2 separate regions of the Mus musculus genome follow, and region 1 is linked to region 2. Evidence: chromatin contacts called from ENCODE Hi-C or POLR2A ChIA-PET data. All regions are on one chromosome and are shown on one strand. The core of a region is the stretch at or near the end of the contact, and the rest is flanking DNA. Distances in the headings are between cores, read along the strand shown. Region 1 holds the start of Zfp956 (zinc finger protein 956). Region 2 holds the start of Zfp212 (Zinc finger protein 212).

Region 1 (3,623 bases), core at 831-3,330, 33 kb after region 2:
ATCGAATGGCAGGGGAAGCCATGAGGTCCCCTTGGAACCAGCAATGATTCCTATGACCATCAAGACAGAAGCCCCATCTGAGGATCAACCTGAGCAGAACCTTCTGCAGTCCTGCAGCCAGTCCGTATTTAGAGTCCACAGAAGGACCAGGATTAAGACCAGGGGCCACAGATGGCATCACACGGATTGGGGAACCTCAGGCAGCAGAGGATATGGGAGAGCCACCCTGTATCCTTCCTCAGCCACAGAAGCAGGCATTCCTGTGCCCTGACTGTGGGCAGAGCTTCTGCTTGAAGATTAATCTGACAATCCATTAGCAGACCCATGTAGAAAAGAAACACAAGGAGGCTTGGAGTGGCTTGCCTATTAGGTCAGGGAAAAGCCACTCCACACTGGAACCAGAGAAAGTGGTGGTGCCAGGCCCTGTCATCCACTGGCCACCTGAGGAGCCCACAAGCCACCGGTCTCCAACAAGCCATGCCTTCATGAGACAAAGGCCAGCAACTACAGTTTACCACTGTAGTGAATGTCTTCACTCCTTTCAGCAACAGAAGAGCCTGGTATTACACCAGCATCAGCACACAGGCAAGAGGCAGAGCTGGCCTGCCTGTCCCTACTGTGGCAAGGCCTCCCGCCGGCCCTCAGACCTCTTTTGTCACCAGTGTATCCATACTGGTGAGCGTTCCTATCAGTGCCCCCAGTGTGGCAAGGAGCCACCACCTGGCTGTCCACATGCAGACTCATTCCTGAGGCTAAACAATCCTGCATTTCCTCTTGCTTTCTGTCCTCCAGGGAAGTCCAGCCCTGCAAGGGCCCAGCTCTGAACAGGACAGGACCTGCACTGTCTCAGGGCCTTTCCCTTGTGCCTGCCAAGTGGTGGAAGTTCCTTCACTTTCCAGCTGAGTTGGTACTTTAGGGGCCCTTCAAAAGCACAAGCTCCAGACCAGGAATTTGAGGTGATAGTGTCATGCCTCAAAGTCATGAGAGCGGGTGCTTCATGTGCCTCTTTGTCACAGCACCTTGGGGACAGCCTTGTGGAGCTTCTGGAGCTGGGTGATGGATTCCAATTCTGATAGTTTGCTCTCTTGTTTGGCACTCAGACACCAGAGCACATGAAGGCTCCCAGGTGCCTTCATCCCTGGCTGTGCTATTGCTAAAGTCCTGCAGACTCTGTAGCCACTCAGAAGTCCTGCACAGACGAGGCAGAGGGTGACACTGCCGTCATTCCCAGGGTAGGGGTATGACTGGCAAGACTGTGGCATGCAGCCATGGTTCTGGACGTTACTTGCCTGCACACCCAACCGTTGTTTAGGCCCTGCAAGCAAGACAGCAGTTGTCAGTAAGCGCTCAGACTGAACGTGGACAGTATAGCTGCCCCAAACTTAATCCTCCGCTGCAAGCACTCATGTTGCTGTTCTGGGGGTTCCTAGGCCTCTCTTCTAATGCTTTAGATGTTCTCTGGAAAACAAGTATTCATATTTGAAGCACAAATCCAAGTGCTGGGGTGGGGGAAGAGGCGCTGTATAATCCTGGCTCGCCTTGGGCTTGCAGTGAATTTTTTTCCCCTACCTCTATCTACCTACTAGGATTTCCTTGCTTGTGCCATTATGCACAACTGGGCTTACTGCATTTAACCTGAAATTCAATAGGACAGGTTAAAGAGTATTTTGAGTTAAGAATGAACAAAGGCTGCATGGTTGCCTGAGCTCAAAGACGTTGGATCCCAGATTCTGATGACTTATTTTGTAAAACAAAGATATGGTTGGGTTGGTTACAAGGCCCTAAGAACCATGGAGGTGGAAATATTAACTTAATCGGTGCTCTATAAATACACTGGAAAATGTAGCTGCGTGTTTGTGGCCTAGTTTGTTCTGGGGAGTCTCAACATGTGACCCTAGTGGTTGGCGTGGCTCTACAGCTCAAAGGTGAACGGAGCTCAACACCTAGTGCTCACACCTGCGGGGCTGAGACGAAACGCTAGCGAACGCTATGCAGCTTGTGCTCCCAGCTAGCCAATAGAGTCTGGCTTCTCTACCGTCAGGGGCGGAACCTCCAGGGCTAGCCAATGGGGAGCCGCCTTGTGGAGGGTGTGGCCTGCGTTTCTGCCGCGGGAGCAGCGAGGACGTCTAGGTCTCAAACTGCCAACTGCGTCCAAGACGACCATCCTGATTCTGTATCGTGAGGCCAGGAAGGGCCGCCTGTAGGGGACACAGCGGCTACAACAAGACGAAGCAGAATCGCGCGCAGCCATGACTGAGGCGGCCGCTGCACCGGTAAGGGTGGCCCTTACCGATCATGTGGGGGATGTGAAGCGGTTCCTGAATTCGCCGGGAGGACATCTTACCACCTCCTAAAATTGGGTAGAGCTCAGCCAGGTAGTCAGGGAGGAGGACTAGGAGGTCTGTTGCCACATGATTAAGTCCTTGTCTCCTTTGCCACGGGTTTGATCATTTGTAATATACGGCCGTTGAGCTTCACCAGGAAATATCTGGGCCCGGTGCACCGGCTGCGGTCGTTTTTACTCCACGACTCCTTTTTTCCAGGACCTCTTTGCTCCATCTCGCAAGTATTAGCCATCTCCGATCAAATCCCGAGCTAAGGCCCCCTCCAGTTAGCCCTCTTGGTCCTGGGACCTAGAATCTAGCTCCTGCCTAGGAGGGAGGGTTCCACGGCCTTTCGGGCCTGAATTCGATTCTATTAAGAGTAGATACATACTTCCTCGCTTGTTGTTTTTTGATGAACACCGGGAAGACTTTCCTACTGCAACTAGTTAGGGAATCAGTGTTATAGAAAACGTTGGGTAGGCGTGTTTTAGGTTCAGGTGAGTGAACTACTGAGATGAGATTTACAGTCCCTGAAGGTAGGAGGCATCTCCTGCTAGCAATAGCTTTGCAGTGACTTCAAAGACATTTCTTGGTGTTAGATTTGTGGCAAAGGATCCCAGAGAGACGAAGATATTTGACCTTTATGTGTGAAGACTGCCTCCTCCCAACCACATTTTGTTGTATGGGTCAGTGGTCACAGACCTCAGGATGGAGTGAGGAAGAGAGAAGTTTCTAGTGACAAGTATCTTACTGTGTGGGACACTTTGCTGTGTCTTTTTTATGGAAGATATCTTGGGGGAAGTTTAATGTCACAAAATTGTATTCGTTACAGTCTTTGGTTTAGAACATATAACACATTCTGACCAATAGTCAGGAACCTTCATGTTTATTGGTAATACAATATATAATAAATGTCATACACCCTGAGTGCTTTTTCTGTTTGACCACCTTAGAGATAGAGGGAAGTTCCAGGATTTATCTGTAGTCCCCACAGCTCCGCATTTTATTTACAGTTATGCATGGTGACATTACCCCCCTTCTTTTGACTAAGATGCTGGCTTTCAGCTTTCTCTGCCACTGCCTACTGGCATCTAAGATCTAGCTTCCAGTAAAGTGACTGTTCAGGGCACTGTAGTGACTGTTCGGGGCTGTTTGTTGAGGTGTCTCAGTCACAGAGACCTAGTGTCCAACTTGAAACAAGCTGAGGTTACCTGAGAGGAATGAATCTCAATTGAGAAAATGCTTCCATAAGATCTAGCTGTATGGCAAGCTCGTAGGGCATTCTCTTAATTAGTATTT
Region 2 (3,282 bases), core at 91-2,590:
CTGCCTTCAGCTTGAAAGGGGATGAGATGGGACAAGTAGACACACTCAACTGATTGACACGGTTATGGAGTCAAGCAGGAATTTGATCCAAACAAAGGCAACAAACAAAGATAAAATGAAGGCACAGACACACCCAGACTGCTGTGGGGGGCTTAAATGAGTCAGCGCTTTTAAAAAAATTATTATTATTTTAATATAAATGTAGGTTTTTAAGTGCCTGTTAAAACAGATGCTGAGAATTTTTTTTTTCAGCAGGCCATCGGCTTGGGTTCTAGAGAAAGTTGTTAGTTGTAGTCAGTGTAGACAGGGATCATTTGCAGAAAAATGAAGAAGGGACCAGTCTAGTGAGAGTACTTGAATTCTTAGAGGAAGCTATTCACACTTAGTGGAAACTCATGTCATTCTCACTCAGCATGTCCAGGACAATGTAATGGAAATGAGGCATTTGAGTACTGCAAGTACTGGGTTTGGGGGTGTTGTTTGGATCAATGTCTCTTTAGATATTTCTGGCTAGTCAAAAACTCACTATATAGCTGAGGCTGGCCTCAAACACCTGAGCGCTGGGGTGGTAATGATGTGGCCAGATGTTTCCAAGCCAGAATGCAGAACACATTGCCTCTAATACCCTGGCACCCTGGCATGAGGACTAGGTTATTTATTTAGTTTTTTTGAGACAGGGTTTCTAGCCCTGGCACTCACTCTGTAGACCAGGCTGGCCTCGAACTCAGAAACCCATCCACCTCTGCCTCGCAAGTGCTGGGATTAAAGGCATGAGCCATCACTGCCCGGTGAGGACTAGGTTAATTATTTGTGATTAAGGCTATCTTGAATTCTGCAATGCAAGTGATTACCATAATTAACACTCTATAATGGATTGACCAGAAAAAGCCAAGTCATAGGTGAGCATGGAAGAAAATCACTTGCCTATGAGAATTCACCTTTTCTTTAGCTTCAGCTGTGTTCTTCCCTCACAGAAAAGGGTGTACACATTTGTACACATTTTTTAAAAATTATTTTTATTTTTGACAATTGCATGCAAGTCCAGAACGTATGGTGTTCACATCCACCCCCATTAGCCTCCTTTTCTACTAGTCCCCACGCTCTCCTCCCTACGCCTTTCTCTCTCTCTCTCTCCTTCCCGCGCCTTTTTAAACTTGCACATATTTGAATCTCTTAAAGCATTTCGCGGAGTGCAGGACTCAAATTCAGAAAATGCTCTTGATTTTGAGAATCCTTACGCTTACACCCCACACTCAATGACTGAATTTCCAGGCTGCTGTTCCCCTTCCAGGAGCACAGTGGCGCAACAGAAATACCGCGCGGTAGGAGGAGCCGCTGCCGCTCTTCTTGGGGGTGGGGAGCGCTCCCAGAATGCACCTTGTATCAACACGGCGGCGGCGGCGGCGGCGGCGGCTTCCAGGAGGGTGAGGACGTCTGGCGGAGCGGCGTACAGTTCGAGCAGTATCCCGCCAGTCGGTGTTGTGGGGCGACTGCGACCATGGCGGAGTCGACGCCTACTCGGGTAAGGTGCTCCGGCCGGCTCGGGAGGGCCTTGGGGGAGACAGCGCCCTGCCCGGGGCGGGGCTTGAGGCGCTCGGTCGCAGGCTTGGTTTCCTCCGCGGCCGTTGGCGCCGGCGGATGCTGACTTCCCTCCCGGTACCCTCGCCCTCCGCCCGCCCGCCCGCTCGCTTGCTCCCTGGGTCCTTCTGCGTCAGGCTCAGAGCCCGGATGCTCTGCGTCTTTCCGCAGAAACTTCTGCGAGGCTTTTTGAATTGTTTGTGACTGCGCCCACATATTTTCCTGCTTCGTGCCAACTAGGGACTCGTTTTCTGAGTTGGAGTGAAGGCGCGGGATAAAACCCTGGGTTTGGGTTGTTGCCTTTGAGCTCAGCTACGGAAGACCCCAGGACTTAGGGCTTCTCTCCGACCAGTGGGGCTCTGCTCCGGTTGCCATGTTCTGCCATAGCTATCTGTACTGAGTTTGCAGCCACAGGTTGAAGCCTTCTCTCCTTGGGGACTGGTGTATTTGCTGTTTTTGTTTGTTTGCTTGCTTGTTTTTTGTTTTGTTTTGTTTTTACAAAACTGTGGGTGCGCATTGTTATCCGCTTACCGCCTCTTCCAGCTGTCTCTCTTTTCAGAGAATGTGAAGACACTGAAAATTGGTTTGAGGAATATCTTCCGTAACTCAGCGTTCATCTATCTATATATTCAGTGCATGGTCTTCGGAAGGCAGTCTATGCTCACTTCTCTAGGCCTTTGTCTCCTTAACTTGAATTGAGAATGTTGAGTTCCTTGTAAGCATTTTTACGTTTTTTTTTTTCTGGCTCCAGTCTCCTCATACTGTGTCACAGTAGAGGTTAACATAGGAAAATAGGATAGATGGACCTGAACTGGCTTTTCACTGTTGAGACAGAGCCTCACAGGCTGTCCTTAAGCTGATGACAATCTTCCCGACTCAGCCTCCCCAGTGCTAAGTTTACAGGTGTAAGTCATTCTGCTGGGGTTTGTTTGGTAGTGGTTGTGCTTTGAGGCAAACTCTCATGTGCCCCAGCCTAGCCTATCTGAGAATGACTGTAAACTCCTACCTCTGACTCCCAACTTGCAGATATTACAGGCATAAGTATTTTTCTTGTCTTTTTGTTTTGTTTAGTTTTTGTTTTTTAATCTTTCAAAATAAGGTCTTACTTTGTGCCCTGGCTGCCTGGAACCAGTTAGGTAGACCAGGCTGGCTCTGAACTTGGAGCAATCCTACTTGTGCATCCAGGTGTAAATAAGAGACCAGGAGTTAAACAGACCCCCTGCAGGGTAAGCAGATAGGGAGAGAGGCCTTGGCTAGGCAGACAGATTTCCAAGATGGACATTATCTTCCTGATGCTCCTGACTTGAGGCAAGACTGGCAGCTTAAAGCAAAGGCTTTTTAGTCTTTTGTCTCCCACCAGCAGGTCCCCTGCTGATGGACTAGCTCTACAAGTTCATGGCCTATTGCACAACAACTATGAGCAATCAGCCATCTTCACCTGAACAGCTCTAAATTAGAGGATGAAGCTCCAGCCTCCCAGATCTGGTAGCTTCCTGAGTTCCCCCTCCCCTGCTTTGCAGAATATCTTTTTCTCTGTCTGCTGCATATGTGTTTCCTCACTCCCAGGAAACACTTTTCTTCAACTGTGGATTCTGTCAGTAGTGTTTGAGATTTTTTTTTTTTTTTTTTTGATGGTACCTGGGGGGCTTGAGTTTTTCCCGCCTTTTAATTCTTTAACTGGCAGAGAAAACAAACACTGTCCAG

The links. A loop is a pair of places that touch in the nucleus more often than their neighbours do. ChIA-PET counts read pairs that join two places held with the same protein, here RNA polymerase II (POLR2A).
Region 1: a map of heart shows a loop between it and region 2 (4-fold over the local background). The contact joins the promoter of Zfp956 here to the promoter of Zfp212 in region 2. A Hi-C loop is called at or near these places in 4 of 37 maps with a recorded cell type or tissue (heart, left cerebral cortex and v-Abl transformed pro-B cells). POLR2A ChIA-PET finds 5 or more read pairs at or near these places in 2 of 5 experiments (Patski and embryonic stem cell).

What each region holds. Positions count from the first base shown.
Region 1 is chr6:47,951,310-47,954,932 of GRCm38, forward strand. Zfp956 (zinc finger protein 956) reads left to right here and starts at 2,081. Exons shown (of 5, transcript NM_178898.4): 1 at 2,081-2,273. The coding sequence starts at 2,250. Zfp783 (zinc finger protein 783) reads left to right here. Exons shown (of 6, transcript NR_027963.1): 6 at 1-3,240.
Region 2 is chr6:47,919,228-47,922,509 of GRCm38, forward strand. Zfp212 (Zinc finger protein 212) reads left to right here and starts at 1,341. Exons shown (of 5, transcript NM_145576.2): 1 at 1,341-1,522. The coding sequence starts at 1,499. It overlaps Gm52899 (a long non-coding RNA gene), which reads right to left. Exons shown (of 3, transcript XR_003956427.1): 3 at 3,215-3,282.